Regions from separate parts of the Mus musculus genome. Here regions 1, 2, 3 and 5 are each linked to region 4. The links are chromatin loops, found by intact Hi-C in ENCODE. Cell type or tissue: heart. All regions are shown on one strand. Links, peaks and the distances in the headings refer to the core of each region. The heading gives the core; the rest is flanking DNA.

Region 1 (6,406 bases), core at 846-5,845, 790 kb after region 4:
GCATATTGACCTGCCTGCAGGCTGTGCAGTGAGCTCCAGGTTTCCCAGATTTTGTGAGCTGTCACCGGTGCTTGGGTGGGCTTTGGTGATGCAGCTGGCTGTCTTTGAGTCTTTCCTTACCCATATCCCTATAGGTAAACCTGTTGTGGATTTGGTTTAATGCTTGCATTATGTTATTTGGGTTTCCAAAATCACACAGGAATCTGCACATCTGCATTTAAGAGGCTGAGGGTCCCTACCTGCAGTTGGCTTTGATTGGTAAATAAAGTTGCTGGCAGCCAATCACTGGGCAGGAAAACAGAGAGTTCTAGGATTGCTGGGTCAGGATGAGGAAGGAGGAAGAAGGCACCATGCCAGGGAAGGAGAAGAAGGTACCATGCAGGGGAAGGAGAAGGGTCCAGGCCTGAGAAGTGTTGGACAGAGAGACAGAGAGATTGCCAACATGTAAGAGTTGGGGGATTGTGGCCCAGGAGGGCTGCAGGCCTGAGTCTGGGGCAGCCAGGATAGAATATAGGTTTTAGTAAGTAATAAGTTTGGAATATCAGAGGGGGGAATGTGCTAGCAAAGTGGAGGAGTGAAGTGGCCCAGCCAGCCATTGAGCTGTTTAAGGTATATTAAATATAAGGCTGTGTGTGTGTGTGTGTGTGTGTGTGTGTGTGTGTGTGTGTGTGTGTGTCTTTCACTTGAGAATCCATAGCTTTGGGGTGGGTAGGGAGGAACTTGAGCTGCTGCTGCTGCTGCTGCTGCTGCTGCTGCTGCTGCTGCTGCTGCTGCTGCTGCTGCTGCTGCTGCTGTTGCCAGGGAGAGTAGAGCGGGTTAATGAACTGTGGCAACACAACTCTAGTAAAACTCATTGGTTCATCAAGTTGGATGGTATCTCTACTTTGGTCTGTCATAGGCTCCCTATTTGGAGTAAATAGATATGTGTGTTCTGTGTCTCCAAAAAAAGTCTTGTCACATAACACCAAGCCACAACCAAGCCCTGAACACAGATTCTTTCTTTCCTCTTTTTCAGATTTATTTATTTATTTTAAGTATGTGAGTATGCTGTTGCTGTCTTCAGACACACCAGAAGAGGGCATCAGATCCCATTACAGATGGTTGTGAGCCACCATGTGGTTGCTGGGAATCGAACTCAGGACCACTGGAAGAGCAGTCTTAACCACTGAGCCATCTCTCCAGCCCCTCCCACCCACCCCCGCAGATTCTTTTTTTTTTTTTTTTTTTTTTTTGGTTTTTGGTTTTTTCGAGACAGGGTTTCTCTGTGTAGCCCTGGCTGTCCTGGAACTCACAATGTAGACCAGGCTGGCCTTGAACTTAGAAATTTGCCTGTCTCTGCCTCCCAATTGCTGGAATTGAAGGCATGGGCCACCACGCCCGGCACTGAAGGCAGATTCTTAATTCAGGATTTGCAGTGAAGTAATTTGTGGAAAGTATGGAAGTTTTCCTCTCTCTCTCTCTCTCTCTCTCTCTCTCTCTCTCTCTCTCTCTCTCTCTCTCTCTCTCTCTCTCTCTCTCTTTCCCTCTCTCTCTCTCTCTCTCTCTCTCTCTCCCTCTCTCTCTCTCTTAGCTAACTCTCACTGTATAGTCCAGGATAGCCTTGAATAAGCAACTCTCCTGCATCTGCATTCCCAAGTGCTGGGATACCACTGGGTGCCACCACACTCAGCCACAGAGCATTTAAATATGCCACCAAGGCTGCACCAGGCACCTACAGGCTTGTTGGTTTGCTTGTTTGTTTTATTCCTGGGGGTGGGAGTGGGCAGTAAAACAGCATCTTGCTCTATGACTCAGGCAGGACTTACACTCTGGATCTCAACCTGATTTATGACAGCAACCAAATTACAGTTACGAAGTAGCAACAAAAGTAATTGTATGGCTGGGGTCACCACAACATGAAGAGCTGTATTAAAGGGTCTCTGCATTAGGAAGGTTGAGAACCACTGCTCTTGGTCTTCTGGCCTATGCCTCCTGCTTCATGGTTTTGTAGAACCAACAGGCCCTGCTCACCACTGGTTTGCCAAGCACTGCATAGCCATGGTCCACGGTGAACAGATACAAAAGAACCTTAGAGATTGCCAAGAGCTTTCCTCCTCATCCTGAAGGGCTAATCAGAGGAGGGAGGCTGGCCCCAGGAGTCAGTACAGGAGTCAGTACCCAGGACATCAAATTCTCAGATCAAAGACTCATTACCTTGAGGGGTGTCGTAGTCCAGGTTTTTGTTCCTGAAAAAAAAAATCATAACCAAGAAACAAGTTGGGGAGGAAAGGGTTTATTCAGCTTACACTTCCACATTGCTGTTCATCACAAAGGAAGCCAGGGCTGGAACTCAAGCAGGTCAGAAAGCAGGAGCCGATGCAGAGGCCATGGAGGGATGTTTCTTACTGGCTTGTTTCCCCTGGCTTGCTCAGCTTGCTTTCTTTTTTTTTTTTTTAATTTTTTTATTAGGTATTTTCCTCATTTACATTTCCAATGCTAGCCCAAAAGTCCCCCATACCCTCCCCCCCCCCACTCCCCTACCCACCCACTCCCACTTCTTGGCCCTGGCGTTCCCCTGTACTGAAGCATCTAAAGTTTGCAAGACCAATGGGCCTCTCTTTCCAATGATGGCCGACTAGGCCATCTTCTGATACATATGCAGCTAGAGACACGGGCTCTGGGGGGTACTGGTTAGTTTATATTGTTGTTCTACCTATAGGGTTGCAGACCCCTTTAGCTCCTTGGGTACTTTCTCTAGCTCCTCCACTGGGGGCCCTGTGATCCATCCAATAGCTGACTGTGAGCATCCACTTCTGTGTTTGCTAGGCCCCGGCATAGTCTCACAAGAGAGAGCTATATCTGGGTCCTTTCATCAGCTTGCTTTCTTATAGAACCCAAGACTACCAGTGCAGTGATGGCACCACCCACAATGGGCCCTCCCCGCTTGATCACTAATTGAGAAAATGCCTTACAGCTGGATCTCAAGGAGGCATTTCCTCAAGAGAGGCTCCTTTCTCTGTGATAACTCCAGCTTGTGCCAAGTTGACAGGAGGTGGGGAGGAGGAGGAGGAAGAGGAGGAAGAGGAGGGAGAGGAGGAGGAGGAGGGAGAGGAGGAGGAGGAGGAAGGGAAGAGGAGGAAGGGAAGAGGAGGAGAGGAGGAAGAGGAGGAGGAGGAAGAGGAGGACTTACTTTGGCTTATTGTCAGTTGCCAGTTCCAGAGAGTTTGGTCCATGATCTCTCAGATCCATTGCTTCAGTCATCGTATGCCGAGCTGATCACAGAAGGGCACTCTGCCTGCAATCCTCAAATTTGGAACCTGAAGCTGATGCAAGAGTTCCAGACCAACCTGGACTACATAACATAGCAAGACTGTGTCTGGAAAATAAAATAGCAGGGAGGAATGCAGCTCAGCAACTGAATATGCCTGACATGCACAAGGCCCTGGGTTTGATCCCCAGTGCCAAGGGAGGAAGGGAGGGGGAGGTGGGAGGGGCATTGAGCACAATTTGACACGGGAGAAAGGAAGTAGGCCCCCAGCTTCAGACTATAGATAGCTCTGAATCCTCAGTTTTTGCCTGTTCTTGAGAGCCAGTCTATGCAACTTCTAGGACGAGCGTCTTCTTGACATTCCTGAGTGTTCCTAAAATGGCTCATGCTTGCTATCCTGGCTGTGTCTGCTCAGCACAGTTAAGGAAGGTGACAACAAGCTGTCTCTCTGCACACGACACGAGGGATTACAAAGGAGACATCTTTGGCTTCTGGATTCCAGAGTTTTCTCCATGGCCCCAAAATCCCTGCTCTGAGAATGTGCAAGACATCCATGCTCAGGGCTGCCAGGCTGGCCTGCATCTCTTTGCCTCTCCTGCCCTCTAGTGGTCACTCCCCATGCTGATCTTTCCACACCATTTTTTTGCTACTGAGTTTTAAAATACAAAACCTGTAAAGAAAATTCTTGCAAATGTATCCAATGCTCAGTGGAACTTCATCTAGCTTTATATGTATTCGACATATCTATTTCTATATGTAGCTTTAAGATACCTTAAGGCTGGACTTATAGTTAAGTGATAGAGCACTTCCTTACCCAGCATACACAAGATCCCAGGTTTTATTCCCCCAGCACAATAATAATAAACTTACCTGTGCATTCATGTACCAGATGCCAATCCCACAAGCTAGGCCCTCTTCAGGAGAATCACAAGTTCAAGGCCAGTTTGGTCTATATAGCTAGTTCTAGGCTAGCTTGGACTTTAGAAGGAAAACCTAGTGTGTGTGTATGTGTGTGTGTGTGTGTGTGTGTGTGTGTGTGTGTGTGTGTGTGTGTGTGTGTGTGTGTGTGTGTGTGTGTTCTATTTTAAGTGTGTGTGTGTGTGTGTGTGTGTGCGTGTTCCATTTTAAGTATATTTTATAAACTTATTACATGTTATTATATTAACATATTATATATAAATAATAAGTTAAAATGTAGCTTTTATGTTCATGAAGCCCTAGCTAGAACGACTAAGAGTAAAAGTTCTAGTCAAATGTTCAGTGCAGTTGATGGTGCTGCAGAGGATACAGGGGATGCCCTAGAGCGTCCTGAAAGGCATCCTGGGAAAGTGAGAGTGAAAATATGAAGGGTGAGGGACCAGAGCTATGATGGCAAAAAGCCAGGGAGTTAGCAAGTCAAAACTTCTGTGTCCAGGGAGAGTAGGATGAGCTTGAAGAAGGGAACATAGAGCTGTGTGGCTGGAATGTCAAACACTGGAGCCTGGGATGGTGGGAATACAGACGGGAGGACTACACGGTGGTCTTCGTGTGAATCTTTGTCTTTATTAAGATGAACCGTTCATTCTCCCTTTCCTCTCTCCCTTCCTAGCCCCCTCCTTCTTCCTGTCTTCCCTTCCTCACTCTTCTTCCTTTCTCCTTCCTTCTTTGCTTCCGGTTGTAAACCCTGGCTGCCCCTTGGGACCATCTAGTCAAAACCTCAGCCAGCAAGATCATTAGGGCTAGGATGAGCATCTCTGGTTTTTAAGGTCTCCCTGGGTGATTCCAGTGTGTGGCTCCAGGAGAAGCCTCCTGGAGACCTAAGAAAGCCTGAATTGTTCGCTTGCCTTTTCCTCCCTCTAGTGACTGTTCTGTGCTCCTAAATCTGCTCTAAACCTGCAGGCAGATGTTACCTCCAAGAAGGTAAATTCTCCTGCCTGACTCTCCACCAGATAGTTGAAGTTTTGAAACAGCGCCCAGGGTGCTGGAAACCCTCAGACCCCAGCCATCAAAGACCTGCGTGGAGGACAGGGAGCTGTGTATACAAATATGTCCAGCCCGGAAGAAACTAAAAACCCTACAGCCTTTCACTCTTTTTACCCTGCCCCTGGAGGAAGCAGGGCCAGCCCCGCCCACACTTCCTTCTCCCCACCGCACCCCACCCCCACCATCCCTTGCCTCTGTTCCATTCTGTCCCCTAGGTGGTGCCAAAGAGCAGTGAGCCTGTTTTCTGTTTTGTTGTACTTTGATCAAGATTAGATCTCTGTTTTGAAAAAGCCCCACTACCGGCAGGTGGAAGAGGGTTTGAAACTGGACCATAGCATCAGAGGAGAGCAGGTCAAAGCCATTAGTAACGCAATTCTGGTGCGAGGTGATGGTGTCATGGCCGCTCTGACTGTAGCAGAAAAAGAAGAGTCACATTGTAGAGAGTGTTGGCTTCCTGTTGGCTTGCACACAGCAGCCAGCTCAGAGAGGAGAGGGATGCGTCAGGGATGTTTTTAGATTCTTGTTTGAATAAACAGATGGGTGTTGGAGTCAGTTCCTGGGGCAGGGAACAGAGGAGCAGATTTCAGGGGTGGAAAATAAGAAAAGTACCAGGGTGGTTATGAACAAATTCAGGATAATGGGCTACAAGAGCCAGGTCACTGTACTCATTTGTGCAGTAAATAATCCAGGCGTGACGGCAGGTGCCTGGAATACCGTGCTTAGGAGAGATGGAGGCAGGGAAACCTAGCTCAAGTTCATCCTTGGATATATAAGGAAGCTTGAGCTAGAGACCTTGTTTCAAAAACACACGCATCCTCACATGGATACACACATTTTCAGCCCTTCGTAATTATCAGGCACAGATTTAAGCTTTTCTCCTTCGAGAAGTTAGACTGGAGCTCGTCCTCTGGTCTCTGGGTAGGACCCTGCCTTACTTCTGCCAGTTGAAAATCCAACAAGGATTTAGCCAGTTCATTCTCAGAGCTGACCACACAGGAGGCACAAAAACCACAATGTTCCTCTTGACTTAAAGAGTTTGTGTCTCTGGGGAGTTTGTATGTTTCTCTTGCCTTCCTGGCCTCAAGTTTATAATCCTCCTGCCTTAAGTCTTTCCAAGTGGTAGGATTACAGAACACCAAGCTTGGCAGAAGATTCCATTTCTGACCTGCTTTTCTGACCTTGACAAAGTAAACTTTT
Region 2 (6,406 bases), core at 838-5,837, 660 kb after region 4:
CAAACAAAAACAACCATGCTGCTGTAGTGTGTACGTTTTGCCTGTACATCTTGCCTGGCAGATCATTTCTGTAACTGGTAGGTTCATATTGCGGTAGGACCACTAAATGTCTTTGTTCCCTAGCATCCTGTGAAACGCCTTCTGGCACCGTAGAAACTCGTAAATGGGGAGGAAACTTTCAACTTTCAACTCAGTTCCAGTTCCAGCTTGGTTTCTCTATATCCTGCAACCAACGTGTGTAATACCTTCAGCAATAGGGTCTTATCACCTAGTTCTATGGACAACCAAGAGGAATGACCAAATCGAACATTGTTTGGGGGACTTCTGATGACTCCGGGGCCAACCGGCAGGAGAAGTATCCCACTCTCGGCACTGGGCTTTTGTTTTACAGACCATGGCTTCTAGATGCAGCACTAGTCGACCTTGTCGGCTCCCTCCTTTCAATCACTTTTTAAAATCCACCCCATCTCTGCTTAAACCTTCTGGCTCCCACCATATCCCCTCTCTACTTTCCTAGCATCCACACTGCAAGCTTCCCCTCCTTTTTTTGGTTTCACTGCTTCAACAAATACTCTGAATTTAACATATAAATGTAAAAATTCAAAACTAGGATCCATGAACGAGAGAGAACGTGCACTGTGTGTCTTTCCAGGCCTGGGTCACCTCAGTGTGTTTTGCAACTCCACTCATTTACCTGGAATTTTCATAATTACATTTTCTTACAACTGAATATAATTTCATTTTCTCAACTGATGAATCAGTTGACTGATATCCAGGCTAATTCAACCTCCCAGCTATTGTGAATATGCAACAATGAACATGGATAAAAAAAAGTGTGTCTGTAGTGGAACAGACTCCTTGGCTATCTGCCCAAGAGTGATGTAGCCGGGTCACATTGTCGCTCTATAGCTTTTTGAGCAATGTCCACACTGATTTCCACAGTGGCTGTAGCAGTTTACAGTCCCCCCAGAAGTGTGTAAGAACTCCCCCCTTTTCCCACATCAATACTAGAATTTATTGGCAGCTATTTTCAAGATGATAGTGATAACCATTCTAATTGGGGTGCTTTCAAAAATAGTTTTAATTTGCATTTGCATGATGAATAATGGTATTTTGAACACTTTTAAAATTACTTCCCAGCCATTTTTGAGAACGTTGTATTTGGTTCCAAAGTTTTTTGTTTTTTGTTTTAATTGGGCATTTATTGCTTGGGTTTAGTTTTCTGGGTTTTTTACATACTCTAAACATCAATCCTCTGTCAGATATATAACTGGCTGGGATTTTCCTCCCCCTTCATAGGTTACCTTTTCATACAACTGTTTCCTTTGCTGTACAGAAGTATTTTTTTAATCTATGAAGCCCAATTGTCAATTGTTGACCTTATGTTCTGGGCAACCAGGTTTCTATTTAGAAAGTCCATACCTATGCCAACCTCTTGTAACATAGTCCTTACCTTTCCCTCTACCGGTATTCAGCGTCTGGGGTTTTACATTAAGGTCTTCAATGCACTTGGAATTGATTTTTGTACAGGGTGAGAGATAAGGATCTAGCTTAATTGTTCTACATGCTACACATACACTTTACCCAGAGTCACTTGCTAAAGAAGCTGTCTTTTCTCCAGTGTGCACTTTTTGTCGTCTTTGTACAAAATCAACTGACTATAACTGTGTAGACTTATATCTGCGCCCTCTGTTCTATTACACTAATTTACATGTCTATTTTTGTGGTAGAACCATGATGTTTTTAATAATTACTATGGACTGGAATGTATCTTAAGATTGGGTAGACCAAGTACCGTGTTATTTTAAGTAGTATAACTTGGTGATATAATTCTAAGTCAGGAAGTGGGATGCATCCAATTTCACTTTTCCTTCTCAGTATTGCTTTGGTTGACTGGAGTGTGTATGTGTGTGTGTGTGTGTGTGTGTGTGTGTGTGTGTGTGTGTGTGTGTGTGTGTGTTCATACACGTGCGCATTTAGCATGTTTATTTCTGGAAGTAGTCCCCTTGGTATTTTGATAAGGATTGCACTCTATCCACCACTCTGGATACTATTTTTAATTTCTCATTGCAAGCTCGATTAGAAGATTCTCTAACATGTTTCAGAAAGCAACAGGAAGTAATGAAAATAAACTTACAGTAGCTGGAATACAGAAAATAAAGAGATAACACCCCTTGATCGTCGGGAAGCACTGATTTCCGAGGAAGGGCTATCGAGTAAAACACAGCTTTGTCCTCATCCAGGAAGGTACTGTGGGTCTTGGCCACACTTTCTATTTATGGCTATGCAGATAGGTTGGCTTTATTTTAAAGATTTTTTTTAAAGGATTCCCTTCATGTTAAAAGAGGTTTGGATGAAATGAATCTGTTAGTCTCCCTAGCTCTAAGATCCTGTGTTTTTATGACAGTAAACTCACTCAAACAGCTGTTGTTTTTTAAATAACTAATTAGCAGTACCATAGTTGGCTACTAAAGTTAATTGAAGGGGGAAAAAAGCCAAGTAATAAATTACTTCGACCCATGTGATTGTTTCCTTGTTATAGAACGACAGTAAGTACTCGGAATGGGGTTGATTTGTTATTAAGATCATGATGATACCTACCACTACTCATTGTTATGCAACAGAAACTTTGCTTGGGTTCCTGCCTTAATCTTCCCTGAGTCCATTAAGTAGATCATATAATTTCCCCCATTTATATGTCAGAAAGGCTCAAGAGGTTAACTGAATTTCCCCGAGATTGTAGATAAGTGACAGAGCCAAGATTTGAATCCAGATTGACTTTATGCCAAAACTTTTGTTCTTCTCCATCATACCATACAGACTCCAGACTTAAGGACAAACTCCGCTCATGGGCACAAGCCAGTTTTAATCTACCCTTTGATGACTGACTGACTGGTTGACTCTTTGACAGATCAAATACCTTCCATGCCAAGCCTCCAATAGGATAAGAGAAACCAATTTTCCCACCATTCTCCACTCTGTACATTTGAATAAGTCTTTGTATTTCCCTGCAGGTATAAGACAATGCTCGTTTAAAAGGGATCAGAGATCCATATTTGTCTTTACCCGGTCTCATCCATGATTCATTTTTAACAGAAGCAAGCCCCTCCTCCCCCTTCCCTCTGCCCGTTCCTCGTACATAGCTATATTGCTTGGCTGACTGCACGGATCCTTTGACAAAGCATGTGTCACTCTCACAGCTAATAGATTGATATGATAGCAAACAAATGTCTTTCCATTTGGAAGAATTTATACTTGAGAAAACACCTTTCCCCCAGGACCCTCTACTTATCCATGAGGATGAATCATGGGGATGGGTACAAGACAATCCCTACAGAGAGGTTTTTCAAAACCAGCTTTGATTGGTTGGCCTTCAGCTAGGTTTTTTTGCTTTTTTTTTTTTTTTAAGCACCTACAAATTAGGCATGCCGATTATCTTTTCAAAGTCTTTCTGGCTTTGTTCATTTTAATGGCAGAATAAGACAGCATTTAGACCCAAACACTTTCCCGGCAGTGTGCAAGCTGGGCCCTAAACATTTACCAAGAAATCGTCCCAGGGTCCAGTCGTCTTTCAAACAGAAACAGTGTTTAGCTACATAGAAATCACTTTAGGACAGAGCTGTTCCAACAGTCGCTGTGCCCACAGAAAAGGATTCTATTTTGGCTAGCAAATACTTGCAAAAAAAAAAAAAAAAAAAAAAAAGCCTTTCTAGCTATCCATGGGAAAGGAGTGAGTGCCCCCTGGTGAAAATGTGGGAAACGCTTCCATATGTTGTTTTTGGCTGGCAAGAAGGTGCAGATGTCTTCACAATAAAAATATACTCGCTGAGAGTGCTCATATCCTTGAGAAGAGCTGGCACCGTTTGCAGGACTGGATCTAAAGGTGACAAAGGCATACAAAGGAAGCAGGACAGAGGGCCTACACCAGAACAGACAAGTTGGAGCCACAGGTGAACCCGAATTTAAGTGTCTCTTTCTGGCTTCACCAAACCTACCCTCCATCTGTCTCCACCCTCTTCCTTGTCCAGGGGAGCCAACCTATAGGACTTTATTATGTATCCCTTGGCCTTCTGCCCTCTAGTCAGGTTTACCCAAGGGGAGGCACTGGCTGGTGATGGAGGAGGAGGTATAGGAAAATGTTTATTCCCAGGCTCCATCCTTCCAGTACATTTGGAAGGTACTGTCTCCCCTTTCCCCTGCCACCACCACTGCCCATAATCTCAGCAACTCCAGACAGCTGTTCTATATAACTTTCTCTTGAAGGTCTGGTGCCCTTTAAGCATATGGTGGTTAGAGCTCCTCACTGTTGCTGGCTTGAAGTACTTCACCATTCTCCCAGAGTTCCCTTCCTGCTACACCCACCTTGGTTAAAACAAAACAAGTTCAGACAGCAAAAATGCACACTGACAACCTTTATCAAGGTACCATCTCCTTTCCAAGTTTATCCTGACTGGTGCACATGCCACGATTTCTATAATATGCCTTTAAAATGCAGGTAGAGTGCTACACGCATAGAAGCTCAGAAGGAAGCTGGAAAGGATGCTGAGGCAGGAGGATTGTGAGTCTGGGGCCCAACTTGGACTGCGTAGCAGGACTCTTATCTCAGACAAATAAACAGTAACAACATACAATATACACAAAACATAAATGCAATAGACATCTAGATTTGTGTAGCACCAGGGACCCCTAAATCTCCCAGTCATTGTAGGCTCCAAATCACCTGGACAGAAGTGAAGTTAAAAAAAAAAAGAAAAAAGTATGGCCAGCTGTACAAAGGTAAGGCAGAAATCTCAGTGGTTTTCAGAGTCTTACTTCCTTCCGTGGCCTGTGACATCTTTAGCTCAAAGTCAAAGCTCTGACTTTGTTTTGAGTAGGACGAAGATTCTGTTTACATTTAGCCTTCACCCATCTCTCCAGGGTGAAGAGAGAACAAATTGTCCTGTCAGGAGAGATCCGTGAGATTAAACAATAGTGTGTTGGCTCTATGGTGCTAAACTGTTGAGAGTAGAGGCTCTGCAGACCCAAGAACAAAAGGACAGCCCCCTGGTCTGTAACCAGGGCACCAGCCCAAGGGTCTGTTCACTGGCAGGAACACACAGATGTAGCTGGACCCTGCCAGTCCTCCACACATCCGGACTTTCTGCATGATTCCATTGTGAGGCTGTCATTCCGGATTGTGCCTGTGAACTCTCTGCTGCTGGGGGTGGAGAGGAGGAGGGAGGAGCAGAGGAGCTAGCATGGCCTTAGGCTTTCAAAGCTGGGCTCCACTCCCAGTCTTACTTCTCCCTTACTGTGTGATGGGGAACAATGTTAACCCTTCCAAGACCCTTCCCCAACCTCCCAGTGAAGATAACCACAGCATCAATGCCGTTTACCCACCTAGCTGGTGTCATGAACCTGGGAGAGCAGGACCTAAAAATGAAGCAAAATAAAGTCGCATCCAAGATTCAACTATTCAACTTTATTCAGAGCATCGGACAATTTATATGCTGAGGGTTAAGAAGAGTCACCTGAGTGAAGTGTCCAATCACAAGGACAATGCCTCACATGGCAAAAGCATGTTTTCCCCTGAGGAACATGAGTGACAGCACATGAGGTAACTTCACTCCTATCCACTGCACCTGGGAAGAGCACAAAAACACATTTCAAGAACAATTTTGTGTTTTGAAGAAACCGAGGTCACAAGACTCTCGTCTTGTTTTGCTGGAGTTTTCTCACTAGCAGTCAGATTTCTCACATGACTCCGCTCTTGGGCTGTTCTGACACAGTGGTATGAAGGGTAAACAGAGTCATAAGAAATGAAGTGTGGCATCCCAAACACACTGAGGACATCTGTTGTAGAAGACTTGGCTTCATCCTCCTAAATTCTAAAGAGGGCATAGGCCTCCACCTCTGCACTGAAGTTCAACAGTCAGATCATCATACAGAAAATGGGTTTGAGCTAACAGCTTGAGTTGTTTTACATCCAGAAACGTTCTCCTGGGCCCGTAAGATACCACTAAAGCCTGACAACCTAAATTTGATGGCAGGATCCCATAGAGGATGGAGAGGAAAGCAACTCTTGAACGTTGTTTCCTCCTGACCTCCATACTCAGGCTGTAGCACCTGGATGTCCATCACGATGATGATGATGGTGGTGGTGGTGGTGATGATGATGGTTTTTAAAGAAAAATTTTAAAGTATTTAAATTCAAAAGTTTAAAGAAAATTCTCCCTTTCACACCTGGCCCATTTCAGCACACTAGGAATAAGAAAAATAATGATAAAAACTTATTGTGAGGTCCTCATGACACAACAGATACTCTACAAAGCTATCTTTAATTTTATGATTATCAAATATATAAAGGCATATATTTAAAGAGTCAAGGAGTCATAGAAGATTACATGACACTCAGCACCTGTCACCC
Region 3 (6,406 bases), core at 534-5,533, 710 kb after region 4:
TTCAATTAACGAGGATTCTGCAAGAGTTTCCCTTGGCTTTGGTTTCTCTGTGCTGTTATCACTGGGGTCTCATTGATTGTAGCTCGAGGGCCAAGCAGTATCTGAACCACTCAGTCTCAAACACCAGCGCTGAGAGAGATGTAGTCAGTGGAGAGAGAAGAACACAGGAACCAAGCTGCCCGCCTTCCACAGCAGAGAGGCTTCTGGCCCGATTCCACTGTCCTCAGGCTTGTTTGGTTCAAAGGTGCGTGTGGCCACCCCCACCCCCACCCCGTTTTCACCTCTTGCCTCCATGATACCATTGATGAGCTACAAATGGTTAGGTGAAGCCCAATGGGACGACTGTATCCCAATGAGAACCCTGACCCCAGAACCTCGTGTCGTCTCAGACTCTTCTCTGACATGGCCGATACCTGAGGTGGATGCTTTTCAAGGAGAAGGCTTCATCTTGGCTCAGAGTCTCAGAGGTTCAGTCTGTGGACAGCTGGGTGAGACAGAACACTGTGGCAGTGAGTGTGTGGAGGTCTGCTGGGTAGGGTAGAACACTGTGGCAGTGGGTGGAGGCAGAACCGATCACCCTAGGACGGTGATAGAAGGGATCGCAGATCCAATATCAGTCATGCCCACATAGGTGGGCCCATCTCCCACAACTTCATGAACCTCCTGAAGCAGTTCCACCAACTGGGAACCAAGAATATCACAGGAGGCAATGGCAGACATTTCATATACGGGTCTGATGTCCTGGTAGCTGTAAAGTATATCTGCCAGTTCTGCAGCATGCCTTCCTTCAAGATAGCATCAAATTGTTCTCTCTCCCTCCCTCTCCTTGCCGTGTGTGTGTGTGTGTGTGTGTGTGTGTGTGTGTGTGCATGTATATGCGTGTATGTGTATGTGTGTGTTGTATGTATATGTGTATGTATGTGTGTATGTGTGTATATGTATATGTCTGTATGTGTATATGTGTGTGTTGTATGTATATGTATATGTGTGTTATATGTATATGTGTGTATGTTGTATGTGTATGTGTGTGTATGTGTGTATGTGTGTGTTGTATGTATATGTATATGTGTGTTATATGTATATGTGTGTATGTTGTATGTGTATGTGTGTGTATGTATATGTATATGTCTGTATGTGTATATGTGTGTGCTGTATGTATATGTATATGTGTGTTATATGCATATGTGTGTATGTTGTATGTGTATGTGTGTGTATGTGTGTATGTGTGTGTTGTATGTATATGTATATGTGTGTTATATGTATATGTGTGTATGTTGTATGTGTATGTGTGTGTATGTGTGTATGTGTGTGTTGTATGTATATGTATATGTGTGTTATATGTATATGTGTGTATGTTGTATGTGTATGTGTGTGTATGTGTGTGTGTGTAATGTGTTACATGAACTTAGCTTTAGTGTTGTGAGCTCTATAGACAGGCCCATATGACAAGGAACTAAGCTATCCTCCTTCTGGGAACGTTAGAGGTGAGCCCTTTGGATGCCATCTTCCAGGTCTAGTCAAACCCTCCAATGATAGAGCCAGGTCAGAACGTTTACTGCAGCGCCATGAGAAACCCAGAAAGTGAACTACTTACTCTCTTTCCATTAGCAAACCATGGCTAAGCTCATAGAATCTAGGGACCTTACAGTAACAACTCTACCTTCACAGTAGAAACATCCTCACACCAGAAATGGAGAAACACAGTGAACTAAAAGGAACCTTTTCAGAGAGTGCTGGTGACATATGAAAAAAAAATCATACAAGGTAATAGGAGAAATTATACAAGGAGCACAGGAGACGCTTCCTTGAGATGGGGCATCCCAACTGGGATGTAAAGATACATGATACCTGGCAAAGAGAACTCTGGCTTAGAGAGAAAAGCAAGAGCTAACTGAACAAGTTAGGAAACAGCCTGGTAGTTTTATATGCTGAGCAATGAGACAGCGCTGTGTAAAGTATGAGAAAGTGTTAGATGGAAGTATGCAAGGCCTCAAAGCCAACAGCTCTCTCGCCATGGGAGCTGGGAGGTCTCCAGGGGACTTTCAGTAGGGGCGGCCATCTGTTGCACATAGACGTGAAGAAAATAAGGAGCCAAGGAGTGAGTGTTCTGATCCGGGTTACAAACAACCAGGACGACAGTAGAGCTTGCAATCTGAGGTATTGATGAGTGTGTCAGAGCAAGTGTAAGTCCCACCTGTGAGTCTCAGGCCTTAGCCTGGGACAGTGTCAAAGGGAACAAAACCAGGTTTAGCATGGACCAAAAGACAATTGGTACATCGTATGTAAGATATGCTGTGTGAGCTGCAAAAAGTGACTCAATGTATGTCACTTCTTTGAAACCCACAACAATTCTGGGTTAATCTGGAGAGAGTGTGTGTCTTCCTTTTACCAATGAGGAAACCTGAGGCTCAGAAAAAGGCTATGGTCTGTGTGACATCACCAGCCAGGAAGAAGCCAAGCAGGTGCATAGACACAAAGGGCGATAGGGACAGTTATTTGTGTTGTTATTCCCTGCATGTTCAGCACCCTTGCCCATCAACACACTCCACCGCTGTGACAACCAGATGACTCCCAACCCCCATCACCCCGCCCCATGTGATTCAGCTTCCCATCGCTATAATGAAATGTCCGAGATCGTTAACATAAGAGAAGAGCTTTGCTCTGGCTCATGATCCTATTGCTTATCCTATTGGCTCTATTGCTTACAGTAAAGCAGCACAACCTGGCAGAAGCCCATGAGAGAGCAAAACTGATCACCTCATCAATCAGCGGCCAAAGGGAAAGAAGGAGAGGCCGTGGTTCCACTGCCCATTCGTGGACAAACCCCAGGGACCTCAGGACAAATCCCTAAGGCCCAAGTCCTATGTCCCTGTAATGCCACCCTATGGGCCAAGACATTAACACATGAGCCTTTAGGGCACATCATATATCCTGACTGCAGTATCCTTGGAGGGACATGCACACATGTGCACACATGTGCACGCACACATACACACATGCACATGCACACAGACACACACCACACATACCCCATCCCATATCATGCCACATACATGCACCACACATAGACACACACACATGCCACCCCACACCATACACACACACACACACACACACACACACACACACACACGAGTTGATATATTCATGGAAGACCTCCTTCCATCAAACACTTACTGAAGGCTGAAGAAATGGAAAAAGATCAGACCTACTATCTAACCTTGAAGACCTGTCAAGCAGGGAAGATGATTCATCCCTACAATACCTAGCAAGATGTTGTAGCTGGTTCCTAGGCCTGCTACAGGAAATCCTTCCCACGGACAAGAATCAAACAGGAATCTGACCCACAAAAGGACCCACTGTGCAGCAGAGGATTGTGGAACTTCGGGCAAGATATTAAAATATTCTCTTGGGCTGACCAAATTCTAAGCATTAGAGTTGATGAACGGCTTTATTGAATTTTGTGGATAAATATTTAAAGCTTTCCAGGGTTTGTGTAAATCACACCCAGCAGATGCACTTGCTCACAGCGCCATCTGCTGGTAGATTCCAGTGTTGTGCAGAGAAATTAAAAGGCATCCAACCCAGAATTGGGTCTGGTAGAGATAAGGCATTGCCGGGTTGTCCCACAACAGGAGACTCAGTGCAGGTTGATGTGAAGGCACCAATAATCAGAAGCTGCAGAGCTTCTGAGAGGAAAAAACTCTAGAACAGCCAGCAGACCAGGACGCTGGCAAGAGTGCTCATAGTCTCACAGTCTCAGGATGCACACTCCCAGGATGCATTGCCCCACTGATTATAACACCTGAACCATTACACTTGTCACATAAAAGGTACTGCACCGTCCTTTAAAAATTATGTTGGAGGCAAATATCCTTTAGTGTCTGTTCTATATGGTTCCTGGCTCCAGCTGTTAAATGTGCATACCTGGTTGGGAGTGAATATGGGAACCGTCAGGGGGAGACAACGAAAGAGGAGGAAGGGAGAGGGGGGAGAGGGAGGGGGGAGGGAGGGAGAGTAACTGTTTAAAGAAGGCGATCGTGGAAAGCTTTAGAACTAAACAGAAGGCAGACTCCTGCCAGGAGGAGGGGCAGCAGAGAAAAGGGAGGAGAAGAATTAGGGGAGAGTTGACCAAAATGAAATATGCATGAAGTCCCATGCAAAGCCTGTTGTTTGTAAGTTAACTTATACAGTAAAAAAAAAAAATATATATATATATATATATATATATACATATATAATAAAATGTTTTTAGAAAGAAGGAAAATATACTACCCAAAAGAATTACATAGGAGAAGCACATTTAATGGCATGAAAAGGGTTCAGATTTGACGTTGTAAAGCTTTCAAAGCAAAGGGGGGGGGAACAGACAGCACAATATTGACAACGTATCTGTAGTGGACAGAATATTGGACTGTTTTTGTAGTTCTGCTTCTAGATGTTTTCAAATTTTCACTAGTGTGTATGAACCACTTTTGCTGAGAAGAAAAAGATAACTACCCCAAGAGTGGATACCTCTGTCCTTCCACCAGCTGTGTGTGGCAGGTCACTTCCTGTGGCTGTACAGTCAGAGCAGAGGAAGTCAGGTCACATTGACAACAATGGCTACAGCAGCAATTCCCAGGGGAGTCCCTTCCTGCTGAACATAGCGAGGGTAAAGTGCCCAACACTGTGCCTGGCACGCAGTAAAAGTTGAGTTAATATGAACTATTATTATTCATAACATTATTACTACCAAGGTTAACCTTTCCTCAACTACACAGAACACTGCCTCATAGCCTAAGAAGAAAGATGAAAGCAATACATAGAAAATATCTAATCGTACTAGAGAGTTAGTGGTAAAGTCAGACAAGAAGTGGTACCCCGCAGGCTCCAATGCTAGGCAAGCTCTCCCTATCCACTCACTCTAACTCAACCAGGGGATATCCTCAGAGGGCTTTCACGGAGCCTAAAAGTAAGAACAAAAGCACATAGGGTCCCCAGAAATCTGTCCAGGATGACCAGGAAGCATCAAGAGTCCCCTCCCTCTCTTCCCACAATCCCCTCTTCTCCCTGTTTCAATGCGTCTTCAGTGACATTCTCACACTGACTCCCCTGTGCATGACAGCTAGCCAGCTCAGCTTCCGTCTCCCCAATCCAGGCTCCCGAGTGGAGAATGAGATCTGACGCGTTGTCGTGTTTCCACACCAGATCACCTATCCCTTGGCCCCCCGTGAGGTCAGTTACCGTGGATCAGACCCTCTGGTGCAACTGAGCTGGCCAAAGGCACTGGGTCACATGGTATAGAGTGTGCCACTGCGAGTATTCATCCAGGACTATGGTTTGGTCTCTGCACAGAAGAAGACATTGACCTTTTAGAATGGAACTTTCTAGAACAGAACTTACTGCTTTCTGATTGCTTTGCAAGGTTTCTTATTCATCCTCGTAGACCCTCCCTGTGTTTTATTAGTGTTTGATGCTTGACTGTGCTGGAGGAAAGTCTTTTTTTTTTCTGGAAGCAGATTAATGTCCTTAGTTATTTATCTGTTCGAGTGAAGATGCCACATCTGGTGTAGTAGCTGCTTCGTAGCTAAGGTTAGAGAACTCCATTGTCATCTACCAGAATCCATCTGGGTTCACAGAGGCCTGAGTTCTCCATTCATCAAAAATGAATGACAATGTAACTGGGGCCGCCAGCTCAGCACACTTAGCTTCTGCCAACTGGCATTTTCTTCCATTTCCTTAGCTGACTCTTTACCGTGCTGAAGATGCAGGGGCGGTGGCAGGAGAGGGTCTGCTTTTCACTTACATTTCCCCACTGTGGCAATTCTGACCCACAAGACAAGTAACACTCCAAGCTAGCCATGAAGACTGTCCATCCCATTACACACTTAAGAACTTCAGACGTGCCAGCCATGGTAAAGCCATTCTTAGCCAGCTTGATCTTCATAGTGATCAGGTGAGAGCCAGGATGGGCCGAGCTACATAGTGAGATCCTGCCAAAAAAAACAAACAAGCAAGAAACCAGAAAAGGGAGGGAAGAAAAAAAAAACAGGAGGAAGGGAGGGACAGAGAGAGAGAAAGAGAGATCGAGAGAGGGGAGGGAGGGAGGGAGGGAGGGAGGGAGGGAGGGAGGGAGGGAGGGAGGGAGGAAGAAGGAAGGAAGGAAGGAAGGAAGGAAGGAAGGAAGAGAGAGAGAGAGAGAGAGAGAGAGAAAGGAAGGAAGGAAGGAAGGAAGGAAGGAAGGAAGGAAGGAAGGAAGGAAGGAAGGAAGGAAGGAAGGAAGGAAGGAAGGAAGGAAGGAAGAGAGAGAAAGCATCAAATATAACTACCAGATGGGCCCACACACATCATGAAGCCACTATGAGTTGTACTGTAGTAGTGTAGCCAGGACTTCTTACCTGGCTCCTTTCCATTAACAGAGGGC
Region 4 (6,406 bases), core at 860-5,859:
TGGGTGGCTGTGGAGACGATGAAGGCCTTGGGAAGAGTGAGGTGGGACTGGGATAGTTTTTCTGGCAGAAGAGAAGTTTGTGGAGGGCTTCAGGCAGGCAGGAAGGAACGGATGGTGGCATGCAGAAGTCACTGGCCCTGTCACAGTACTGAACATGGGACTTATAGATGGAAGTCAGAGCCACTATGCCAGAGTGGCAGTCACCAGGGTCCCTAGACACTGCCTGGATCTAAACCTTCTTGAGGATAAAATCATTCTTCATATATGATAGACTGAATGGAAGCAAGATTTGGTGGTGGGGATCAAACAATAGTTAGCCTTGGTGTAGCCTTCTCCCTTGGGCTTCAGAAGGACCCCTCTTGTTTCCTGCTAGTGCCTCCTACTGCCTGCTATTCAAGGCCAGCCTTCTGACTTCTAGCGTGCTCACCTCTTCCTGTTTGGGTTCCCACAAATCGTTACACAAGAAGCTGAGGAAGAACTCACATGTGCATAGCATATCAACCTTTGAGGGTACACTACCTATCTGGTCCCTAGGAATTCGTGGTTAGGCCAGATAGAAGGCCAGGGTTGAAGCCATCTGAGGCACAATCCCATACTGCATCACCAGTCTTCTTTGGCTTACAACACAGAAGAATCTACCTCCTCCGAGGTAGCCAGGATTTTCTGAAACAGTACTCTTTGCCGTCAATGTTATCTGTGCTTGACCATCGTTCTAACCTCAAGCTTATAAGCTTCTCTCCCTGGCTCTTCCTAAAAGCCCAATACTCTTCTCTTAGCATCATTAAGCTGATGAGGAGACACTCGGAGACAAAAATAAACAGTGACATCTCAAATCTAGTAGCTATTTTGAGAGAGTCAGGATTCACATTTCCCTAACACTTAAACCTAACATACCTGTTTTCTGCAGTAACTAGTGTCTACTCCATCATAATTTGGTAGCCATAGTGACATCCCTCACCAAGAAAACTTAGTAACTTCATATGTCAGGCGCTATTAGGGACCCCTGCAACATCCCCTCTCTGCCATCCCACTATGAAGAGTTCAGAGATAAGCCAAGCAGAAGACAGATGTCTCAAGCTTGAGCTCACCCCAAATAGCTTCCTCTTTGAGCAGAAACCCCTAGATATTCTCTGAGCAGCTGGACAGACAGTGGTGACCATCTTCGGCACCATGGTGTGATAGCTGAAGCAAAGATACACTGAAATCTAAACACACTGATATGTGCACGCACACCATCCTCTTGAATTCATAATCAGGGAGGGTATTAGAAACGGGTGTGGGAGCCACCAGTGGTAGGCACAGTGAGTTGTCTCAGAGGAAAAGACAGCAAGGCTGGTATTCACAGACAATACACTAAATGGGAACCATGTACCTTCAGCAGCTCATGGCCTCAGTCTCCCCAGCCGCACATTGCTAAGGGAAGGTTTCAGACGCGCTACCCTTACTTGAAACGCATGGGGACATCCAAAGGAGAAGCTGAACGAACAGGCTCCGCAGCACTTCTCCTTTCCTTCTTCATTCGCTTTCAGTATTAAGATTGAGGCATTGACTGTGAGCTATTCTTCCTGCAGGATAGAGTGGAATATTGCAAAACGCATTTGCAAGCAGCCTAAATCATGATTGACAAAACGAGATTTGTTAATACAATGGTTTGAGGCACTTGACAGAAATTTTTGTCAACAGTGTAGATTAAGGGATTCCGGGGGAAAAAATGAAATTTGCAGATGAAATGGCTTTGATGTTTCTCCTGAAAAGCATTTTGTTGACAGACTGGATCAGAGTGAAGAAAAAAAATGTGCATTTTCTCAATGCGTGCGTTTTAAGTCTTTGACAAAACACGCATTAGTCCTGCTGCTCGGGATCATTTGTCACCTACTCTATTGGCTTTGCCTCTAACCACAAAGGGGGGTAGGATGTGAGCAGAAAAAAAAATAAAACAAAATAAACCTACTAAGATGGGTCCCGAAATGATGGGGCCCCTTCCGGTAATTTCCCCAAGATCCCCTCACCCCCATGAGGAAATGTCTTCTGCTATCAAGCCACTTAGTTTAGGTAATAAGCAGGAGAAAGTACAAGAAGGTTTCTAAGCCAATAATTCTCAAGGCATGATAGCCAGACTAGCAGGTACCCATGGAAATCACTCAAGCCTACAGCTGCATGAAGGTAGGGAACAGAAACCCACCTCTACATAAGCCCCGTCGATTATTTAAGATATTTAAACTTATTTAAGATATGCGCAGGGTGTGTTGATTTGAGCAATAGACAGAGAAATGGATTGGTTCACATAACTGGAATATTAAGCCTATATGTAATGGTTCAAATATGGCTGGGTCCAGGAGTTCATGCATCATTGCCTTCACAGTGTCCCATTGGTCACCTTCCTCTTTAATGGCCGCATTCTCTATCATGACAATATGTCACCAGCTTCAGGATGTTACCATCTCCTTGATAACCCTGGGGATGGGGAGAGAAACAGAGAGAGAGAGAGAGAGAAAGAGAGAGAGAAAGAAAGAGAGAGAGAGAAAGAGAGAGAGAGAGAGAGAGAGAGAGAGAGCGAGAGAGCAGCTCGGTCTTTGTGTTCTTTTCTGGTGTTATCATAGGCTGAGTGGCCATTTTATCATTTACATGTTAGGGGAGTTTTGAACATGTGAGTCACAAGGAAAAGGAACAAAAGAGCCATCTTACCTTAGAAAACCCGGAATGGATGGGATGCAGGTTCTTGCATCATACACACACACACACACACACACACACACACACACACACACACACACACGCACGTCTACACACTGGTAAGAGAGCTCTATACCAACATCAACCCTCTATGGCTATTTGGTTAACACAAAGAATGGATTAGTTCCTATAAATTTAACCCTACAGCTTTATCAAGAGCAAGAATTCTTAGCTCCACCAGGTATCCCTGAATACAGAGGGCTTCTTAGAATTACTCAGGGGAGGAACCTGCACCCTTAGTGATCCCCACAGAAAAGGCCAGGTGACCATCTTTGACCTTGCTGCACGTGGTGTGGCATCAGCCTCCACAGAGCCTTGCATTCTGCTGCTGTTCACAGAGCAATGTGTTTTGCTGGGGAATAAAAAAACTCATGTACACAGTTTGGCTTTCATCTTCAAACCAAGGCTTCAACTTTGAACTGTCATAGCGTGCCATGTCAGCGTCCCAAATCCAGTGTTTAACAGAGTCAGGGAAGAAAGAAAACATCCATTCCCCCAGAACATCATTTCTACTCTAAAACAAGAATGTGGGGTGTTTTTGTTTTCTTTTGTTGTTTTTTCTATTTGGGAGCAAATGGAAGCTCTCAGCAAGCAATGTCAATCTGACTTGAGAATTGCTATCAAGAACCTACATCTTGTCAACTGCTGCTCATACGGTTGGCTCTCTCGATTATTTGTGCACTGCCGTCTATATTGGGATCTCTTCTAAGGCTGCAGTCCTGTTTCATTCTGCCCTGCGCCTCCGGTACTGGGCGCAGAATATGGCACAGTTGGTGCTGAACATAAAAGACTGCCTTGAATTACGTGGCAGATGACTCCTGCTTCCTTCCGTTTTCGCTCTCTACTGTTAGTGTACATCATTGCGGCAGAAACAGCACTGTTTCTGCCTTCTGTGAGAGAACAGGCTGGGTGTAGGAGGAACAAACTACAGGTCAGCTAGGGAAGACGAACTTAAGACCGCTTTACGCCTAACTCCCGCACATGGCCACCAGAGAGCAGCAGAGGACATGTTGCTGGTGAGGACCATTTTGTCCAGCCTTTGTCTTCCCGGCTCTCAAATTCCCTCAATTTCCCCAGCTTTCATCCTTTTGTTAACTTTTGGCTTTTTATGGGAGCAAGTTTCAGTACAGGACAGTCTGGCTGGTTTTAGAACAAACAATTCTTCAATTTAAAACAATTCTTTTTCTGCCTGTTTAATGTGAATCCTCAGAAAATGCCCTCTCTTTTAGAAAATTAAGTCTTTTCTATCTATTTTAGGCTAGAGCTTTTGCTCCTGGGCACCTTTTCCGTGAGATCTTTAGCTGATCTCGCTCCAGCTGCCATTCATTCTGATTCAAAATCCAGTCTGGGGAAAAGCTCTCATTGGAAGGATAATTAAAGTAGCCGAACAAGTCCATCAGTACCGGCTAATCCCAGTAAGTCCAATTCAGCTTCTATAGATTGAGGGATAAAAGTGTTCTCCCATCAGGGCCGATCATGGCTGGACGGTAGCCCAGTCTAAGGAATCACTCAGTACCTAAACACAAGGTCATGGAGACCAAGTGTCTACATAAGTAAGATTCCGTTTGCTTCAGGTTGATCTAGTTGCAGGGTCAGGGGATAACTGCCAAACGACGACAAAGGTGCACATAGGCTGGGAGAGCCTACACCTGAAACCTTGCTTTCACTCTTAAGTTTACTTCAAATCATGGAAAGTCCCTCCAAGTTGACACGCAACTGAAAAGAGTCCTTTTAAGATGTCAATTTACCAATTGCTAATAAAATCTGTCAATCCTGCTTTGGGAGCCAGATCAATGAGCTAATTGTTTGGTGCTCAATCCTAACAACAGGATTCCAGATCCTAGCTCACAGGACAGGTGTGTCTGAAATCCCAGAGCTCCTACTGTGTGGTGGGAAGTGGGGAAAAAGAAACTCCCAAGATCTCCTACTGTGTGGTGGCTGGTGGGAACAAGAGAACAGCCTTCCACCCCCACCCTCACCCCCAGAAGCTCACAAGCCAGACATCCTTATACTGAGTGGTGAGCTGGAGACCTTGTCTCAAACAAGGTGGAAGGTGAGGGCCAGCATCTGAGGTTGTCCTCTGGTGTCTACCTGCTCACTGTGGCATGGGTTTTACACACACATACACACACACACACAATCACACACACACACACACACAATCACACACATTCACACACAATCACAAACACATTCACACACACACATACACAATCACACACACATTCATATACACATACACACACTCATACTCACACATACACAATCACACACACACTCACACACACACAAACATGTACACTCACACAAACTCACACAATCCACAATCACATACTCGTACACACATATACTCACGCTAATAAAATTAATTATTCTATTTCTAGGAATCTATCTCACATAAATTCATATATGTATGACAGTATGAAAGCATCCACTGAGACATTAATAATTAGACATAACAGATAATTAGAAATAACCTCAATATCCACCAATAGGGAATCATTTCCATATACTTAAGTATACCCATATTATAAAATACCACAGAATTAAAAAACAAAAACAAAAACAACAAAACCCACCAAAACCAGAAAAACAAGAACCTAAACTAAAGCTGGTGGTATCAAAATTGCTAGTCATGCAAAAGGTACTAGGCTTGGTACCCCACACCAGGAAGAAAACATAACGAGGCAGACATGCATTTGGTAAAAGGGAGGGGTGGCTAGAAAATACAGATAGCAATTTATTTAGTAACTCAGGATAGACATTTTTCATTTCAAAGCACAGGGGTATAAATGAATGCAAACACAGACTTCCATTTACAAGGTCTGAAAGGGTTCACATAAAACTGGTTTGAGGGAAATGTTGTAAATCCAACAGAGGAGTTAAAAGGTGGAAATTTTTACCATGTTCTGCTATCACATCGTGCAATTCCTTTTTAAAGAGTCTATAAAGTTGCTTATACAAGTTGGTCCTGATGAGCCGAGTCATGCCTGGTCTCTTATGATCTGCCATGCACTAAAGCTATTGCTCCAGGCTCTAGCTAGCATTTGGGCTACACATCCCCAAGACAAGAAAAGAGTTTTGGGGTTTAGATTTTAAGTCTGCTAAGCATAAACAAACAAAGCTTATGGAAACATGGATTACCAATTAATTCCCAAACTGGAAAGGCAACCTCTGCCTACTTCTGACTGCCAGCCCTGCCCAGAAATGGACAGCAGTTTCTGGAGGGAAGCTTAGAGTTTTGTTGATGTTCCCCATTTACCTGTGAAGCAAGAGAAGACCAGCAGAAACCAGTCTGTAAAATGGACGTACTGGTCTGAGCTTCCTGCACATCATGGAGTGACCATGTCATCTCAAACCAGGATACTTATGAGAGCAAGGGGGTGGGTATAATCCGTAACTGTTGTGGGAGAGCAGTAAGTCTGGATTGCCTTGGGCTGAGTGGATTGTGACCCTCTTCCTACACCAGCCTAACTTCTAAAGAGGTAGCTCTAGAAAGGCCTCATTACGCCTCCTCCAGCCATGAAGCCTTGCTGAGCTATTGTCCCTTATAGAAGCTATCTAAAGGAAAGTGGCTCTTTGTTACCCTATTAAGCATTCATTAATCATTATCTTTTCATTTCTAAAGATTTCTTTTCCTGTTTATTACGTGGATGCATTGTCTTGCATGCAT
Region 5 (6,406 bases), core at 989-5,988, 460 kb after region 4:
AAGAAGCGTTGTGTAAATCAACCGAGCAACAGAGTTCTTGAAAGTGGTTGTTAGGCATTGATCAGCCTGGTTTTCAGTCTGTTTATGGTCAGAAAATGATCAGTAAGTCAATTACTCAATCAATCAATCAGTCTGGTGGCCTAGTGTAGCTCCCATTGCTTTATGGAAAGTGCCTTGTAATCTAGAAGTGCTGTTCAGTGGGGTTAAAGGAACACCATGCTCGTAGAAGCATTGGCACAGATGACATGCAGAGGGTCTCTAAATTACTGACTCACAGAGATGACAATCTTGCTCCCTGGGGGGATATTTGGAGATGTCTGGAGACATTTTTGGTTATTGGCATGACACTGGAGGACTGTTATGAGCATCTAGTGGGTAGAGTCCAGGGTCCCTGGAAAACATCCTACAGTGAATTGACAGGAACTGTGGTGTATCATAGCTCAGGCACTGAGAAAGCCTGGTATCAACCATTAGCTGAGAAATATTTATTCTTTCATGGCTACATGCTAAAATGTGGTTCAGAAAGATGGAGACTTTCTGTGTGGTGTTCTGTCCCACCGACACAGTTACAGAAGGAAGGTCAGGAGAGAAGAGACACACTAGAGATCAAGACTGAACCCTTTGTTTACTTCATTTTCTTTTGCTTCGGTTTGATTTTTGGAGACAGAGCATCACTGACCTGAAACTCTGTGTAGACCAAGTTGGCCTTGAACCCACAGGGATTCACCTGCCTGGCTTTGAACCCTTTAGTACGGTCCTGACAGGGAGATGAACGGTTTAGGTCACAGGGCTGGTGAACAGCAGGCCAGTATAAGAAGCCAAGCTCCCGGTTCTCATGCCACTCATTCTTTCCCTTCTTTCCCAAATACCAGCCGCCGTGTCATCTCACTGCTGCTTCAGGATAGGCCTAGGTTCTGTAACCTGCTGCCCCTGGGTTCAGACTCTGTTTCCTAAATTCTAGCATTCACATGTGACAGCTGTGACTCTTCCATATTCGAAAACCACCTCTATGATCTTTTCTCAAATAAATTTTGGTAAACAATCTTTGATTAGTGCCATAGGGAAACTGGTATCATTTTTCCATAACTTTGAAGGATGGAAAGCAGACTGTTGCTAAGATTGCTTCCCAGGGGAAGACATAAATACCACCAACTCCTCCTGCTAAGGTCCTAATAACAAGCCAAGGATTGTTATTCCACCAAATTTCACCCTAAGGGACCTATGGATTTATTGGTCTTCCTGATAGGATATAGGTAAGTGGCTACTTACCGGAGTGTGAGTGGAACCCTTTACCCAGCAGGGATGAGAGGTTTCCCTTAGCTGCAGAGACAGAGTCTCATCTCCTAGTCCTTTCCCACCTATATTTTTCAACAGTTAACCCCAAAGGCTCAAGACCACTTGCAATCAAGACAGAAATGCCTGCATCTGGTTGGGAGGGGTGGCTGGATACTCAGGCTAGGGTCCCATATCCTTCCTCTTTTCAGTATATGAGAAGGGGGACACCAAACAGTCACCAAGCCGGCCAGCCATAATGATCCTTTACAAGCAGGCCTCCTGAAGATAGTAGAGTTTGGGTTTCACAAGGCAAACCAAAATGCCGTCCAATGCTACTCTGATGGTGCTACCCTTTTAAGTCTCTGGGTCTGGCTCTCCCCTTGGATTTTGTTTTAAAGTGGAGAGGCATCTATGTAAGAGGCGTATGGGATACCTTGTTATCTGATAGAAGCTTTCTGTTTTTAACCATTATAGTATTTCCAATAGAGTGATACTCAGAGAAGAAATTTAAACCAATTTCTTTTCTAGCCCAGTGTTTCCAACTTATGGTTCAACCTATGTACCACTTCTAATCGCTGTGCAGTCTCCCACTGGCACATGTATTTGTTAATATGAGCAAGAGCGAGCAGAACATCTGGTTGCATACACACACCTTGCTTTGGTCTTCCAAGCTAAAAGGATGCAGGCACCATGACTGTTCCTTAACTAAGTGGGAAAATTAAACTAGGAATCACTCTCTGTGGCACAATTTTTCATGGGAGATACATCTCAGGTAATAGAAGGGCAAAGCAGGAGAACTCTATGGCTCATGAGACCCTCCTCTTGTTTAAAAAAAATGCTTTCCCCTTAAAAGGTAGATATAATTGTTCCACCTGTGACTATTATAGTTTTTGGCCAAAGAGAGATTATCTTTTGAGCCTGAGGTACTTATAGGAGCATTTTAAAATCAGAGTTTCTTTCACTAGTTGCTAGGAAGGAAGTCAGATTGACGCATAACCACCAACTAGCTCCAGATTGGAGTAAATGTCAACACTGTACACTAGCCTGGGAGTTACACAGCAACAACCACAGGCAACCCTAGTAGCTGCAGCTCCTGGCCAGGAGCTAGCAGGATAATGGGACAACAGACCTTCAAATGCAAGGCAGTGAATTCAGCCAATAGCCAGTAAGTTTGGAGGAGGATTCTGAGTAAAGGCTTGTGAGCCCCAGAAACCATGAGGTAGCTTTGTGCTAAGCTGAAATGAACAGAAGAATATTCTATATGACAAGAGAAAAGGGGAATATAAAGGAATAGAGAAAGAAACTTCTACTCTAGCCCTGAAGAAGTATAAGATGCACCTGTGGGGACTTGAGTTTTCATCAGAGCATATAAGCTTGCATCTGCAAAAGTTATAAGAAAAATAGAAAAAATATAGCTAAAGAGAGTTTTTTTTTAATCTAGTAAATTTGTTTAGAATTTCAAGCACCATTGCGTGGGTGTGCCCGGTTCTTGCTTGGTCTTGTGCACAAGTCCTAGGATGTTCAGGGTCTGGGTTTAGTCCACTTTACAGACTGGGAAAGAGAAGGTACTATTAGTAGAGCCCACGTCAGATAGGTGCAGACACCAGCAAAGTGAGGACTTCACACACACCCTTGATACTGTATCCAGTGTTAAGGCTGGGTAGGGTGGGACCATGTAGACTACCACTTACTATATATCTATAGATGTATAGCTTTTAAATCAAGACCAAAGCTGGTAAATAACATCTTCTAGCCTCCTACACTGGTAAATGGACTTCATAATGATTATAAAGGACTTTTTATTTTTTTAAAGACAAGCTCGTGTCGCTTAGCTCCTATTGAGGTATCTCTAAAGGGATGCAACTGTTCAGAGCCCCCATAAGACCTACTGAGGCGTCGGTTTAGCCCCTACAGGTGTCAGCTTCTCCCTGTGCTCTGTTTTCCTTCCTTACTGTCCTATAGAAGTGTCCCCCAAGAACATACCCAGGGGATCCAGTCTAGGAGAGTCACCCTGTCATCTCTGATTCGCTCATGAAATGTCCTACAGGTGGCTCTTCTAATCTGCACCTTTACCTCCTGATCTTCCCTCCTCAGCCTGCCACCTGCTGGTGCATTCCTGCTGGCTTCCAAGCTAAAGAGTCACCCATTTCTCAGAAGAAAAATGTCCCCACTACCTCCTGCTGTCTGTCATCCTGAGGACCAAACTCAGGCCTAGAGCATGCTAGGCAAATGTTCCATCCCTGAGATACATCCCAGCCCCACCATCCTCTACTTATTAAACCACACTAGTTGCCTCTCTCTCTCTCTCTCTCTCTCTCTCTCTCTCTCTCTCTCTCTCTCTCTCTCTCTGGCAATTGCCCACGTGAATGAACACTCCCATTGAGAGCACCAGCTCTGTTTGCAGGATCACATTCAGCATACCTGCATACATGCTACATACATACATACACATTTAATTATGTGCAATGAGGGCATCCATGTCATTTGCTAGCCGGGCTCATTTAGGACTTTCTTCTCATGCATATCACCGCAGCCTATTATTCCTTGGCAGATTGGACAAGTTTCAAGCTAATAAAAATGTTCTGGCAAATTGCTACTTTGAAAGTGATTGAAGGCAATGTTCTGCTCACAGCGTATGTTTGACCTTTTTGAGGAGGAAATGTAGAAGAAGCCTATGGAAACCTTGTGTCGTGCTAGTTCTCTGACAGCTCTGAATTGCTTGGCCTTGTCAAGTCACTTTAAGCACCACTGAGACCAGCCTTGCTTCCCAAAGTCTTTCTCCCTCCACTTGGACTCATTACATTAAATAATAATGAAAATAACTATAACTCAGTAAAAGGCTGAATTTTTGCTGTCATACATAGCACACTCAAGTGAATGCAACATATTCAAAGTGCATAACAGCCCTGCAAGTCAGTGTTTCTAATTTGTAGGAAATAGAAACAGCTTTAGAGTAACTTAGTAATTTACTCCAAGTCAGTGTTTCAGGGATGGAACCTGGATGAAAACATAGGCCTTTCCTGAAAACTACCCCAAGACTACTTGTGGCCAGCCATAGCTATAGGGGACCATGGCAACTTCCAGCAGGATCCTCTTCTGAACTCCAAAAAAATCTCTCTATCCCTGCAGAGCAGGCGGCAAAGTTGGAGGAATATGTAAGCCCACAAGGAGCCCTTACTGGATGACTCTTGAGAGTTTTTACACAAAGATCCCAGCTCTCAGGGCAGTGGGGTGGGAAGGGACCACCCTAAGGATGCCTGTGCTAGCCCATGTTGCTCTCTGGTGCTAAGCTCCAGTCACTCACTGTCCACACTGGGCTAGTGATGCTCTTCTATTGGCCATCTTCTCTTCCTTGAGTCACATGTCCACTTCCTAGGTAATGCTCTGTGCCCCTCTCCCCATCCAACTATTTGCACTTGAATCTCTGGTTCAAAGCCACCCCTGGAATGATTAAGTAAACCATTCTAGGATCACTGGAGACTAGGGGGTTGAGAAGTGTGTGTGTGTGTGTGTGTGTGTGTGTGTGTGTGTGTGTGTGTGTGTGTAACAGTATTGAGCTGACTCTTGCTCTTTCTTTGGTGACATCAGTGACTTTGGATAATTCTACCTATTACATTGGTCCTAAATCTTGGGCTAATACTCAACTAAACTTCTGCAGGTAAAACTCTCCCTAAGGAAAACCAAGAGTTTTTATAAAGAGTAGTCATAAATTTAAGACATCCAGAGGTTTAAAGGAAACTCAAATCAGTGCTTTAGGTCTGATTTCTATTCCCACACGACACACACCTAGACAATGCACTCGTTGGTTCATGGCCATAGATCATCGAGTCAGTCTGTCCTCAATCTCTCTATTCTCCTACTTAAAAGCTTTGTTTCCTATGACAAAGTCCCTAACCTCTCAGGGACCGCTTAACCTCAGTAAAAATCACGATGAGAACTTTTGTTCTGTGAAGTAATGGCAGGTCAAGTTTTATTTGTATCATGTTTGCACACTGGTAGGCATAGAGTAAGTGTGTGGCACAGATTACTATAGCAGCAAGTATTATTGTTGTTGCTATTGTTGTCAAAGTTAACTTTTAAGGAAAACATTGCAGGACAAGAGCTCAAACACTGTAAGACGTCCCTTGACCTGGACCTGGCTCTCCTCTTGCTTGATCCATTCTGCCATTTACACAACCACTATGGACTGAGTGATACCTTATGATAGAATTCAGAGCTTCTGAAAACAAGGGTGGAGGGGTGTGCTCTCCTAGAACAATACTTCCTCTGCAGAAGAAGATGCAGGACTGTTACCCAATCAAGGCCCACCCTGCTGGGCTCCATCTCCCTCACCCACCTCTACAGAATCTTTTTCAGCTTTGGACAGCTGCCCTCTGAGCACTCAGTCCACTCTGCCTCCCATGCAGTACCTGCGAGCATCTCCCACTGAGGCCCTGTCCTTCCCAGCAATTCTACCCAAGGGGCAGATTCGAGGCTTTATTTCTGCTCACGATCATGCATGTATTGAGCTTGACTCCTGTTCTACGTGATTCATTGAGCCTTTGTTATCTCATTCCTTCCTGGATCACCATTCATTCGTACTCAGCGATCCTTAACTGTGTAGCTAAAGATCTGTGCAGAGATGCCTCTGTTACCCACCAAAGATATGTAATCTCTCTACACCCCAGTTCTCATGTATGCAACCAATAACTCATTCTAAGGGTCCTAGAAATTAAAGCTGTGAGAGAAGAGATACCCTGCATCTTTGCTTCTTGGTATGAAACTCTGAGATATGTACTAGAGCAAGGTTCAGTGGCCTTTTTAAGAGAGGCAGAAAATAAATACTTGAAGTTAGTCACAACTGTTCTACTCCAAACAATACATAAACAAATGATCTTGGATGCATCCCAGTGTAATTTATGTACAAGCAAAGTGGGTGGTCCCTGTCCAAGCTTCTAGAATATCTCAAGGGTCTCCAGAGTTGGTTCCAAAACTCAAGATTCACTCATTAACATACATACTCTTGCTTCTCTTCTTCCTCAGTCTCCCTGAAACACTCTGTGACCATATTGTATTCTAGTCTTAGCTTTGCTGTAGGAGAATTGAAAGCAATAGATTATAAAGGCCGAGTGGAAAGTATCCTGGGGTCATA

Evidence for each region. Peaks named below come from ENCODE experiments on the same cell type or tissue, not always from the same donor. Only the 100,000 strongest peaks of a DNase experiment are listed, where the experiment ranks them.
Region 1: a loop joins it to region 4, with 11 times the contacts of the local background. A loop is called at or near these places in 27 of 42 quality-filtered maps.
Region 2: a loop joins it to region 4, with 10 times the contacts of the local background. A loop is called at or near these places in 15 of 42 quality-filtered maps.
Region 3: it touches region 4 in a loop (12-fold over the local background); 21 of 42 quality-filtered maps call a loop at or near these places.
Region 5: it touches region 4 in a loop (4-fold over the local background); 4 of 42 quality-filtered maps call a loop at or near these places.

The regions. Positions count from the first base shown.
Region 1 is chr8:90,790,110-90,796,515 of GRCm38, forward strand. No RefSeq gene overlaps it. Among named protein-coding and RNA genes, the nearest start is that of Gm19935, 24 kb to the right of the region's middle. In heart, for the core only: CTCF peaks have their summits at 3,864 (motif pointing left) and 5,415 (motif pointing right); DNase peaks (open chromatin) are centred at 3,802 and 5,352; H3K4me3 peaks cover 646 bases; H3K27ac peaks cover 789 bases.
Region 2 is chr8:90,654,149-90,660,554 of GRCm38, forward strand. No RefSeq gene overlaps it. Among named protein-coding and RNA genes, the nearest start is that of Gm35850, 83 kb to the right of the region's middle. In heart, for the core only: a CTCF peak has its summit at 3,753 (motif pointing left); no DNase peak of the experiment used is centred there.
Region 3 is chr8:90,705,175-90,711,580 of GRCm38, forward strand. Gm35850 (a long non-coding RNA gene) reads right to left here. Exons shown (of 5, transcript XR_879078.1): 4 at 6,381-6,406; 5 at 4,285-5,975. Among named protein-coding and RNA genes, the nearest start is that of Gm35850, 32 kb to the right of the region's middle. In heart, for the core only: a CTCF peak has its summit at 3,536 (motif pointing left); no DNase peak of the experiment used is centred there.
Region 4 is chr8:89,997,375-90,003,780 of GRCm38, forward strand. No RefSeq gene overlaps it. Among named protein-coding and RNA genes, the nearest start is that of Gm24212, 330 kb to the left of the region's middle. In heart, for the core only: a CTCF peak has its summit at 3,722 (motif pointing right); no DNase peak of the experiment used is centred there; H3K27ac peaks cover 1,360 bases.
Region 5 is chr8:90,460,530-90,466,935 of GRCm38, forward strand. No RefSeq gene overlaps it. Among named protein-coding and RNA genes, the nearest start is that of Gm35797, 27 kb to the right of the region's middle. In heart, for the core only: a CTCF peak has its summit at 3,376 (motif pointing left); no DNase peak of the experiment used is centred there.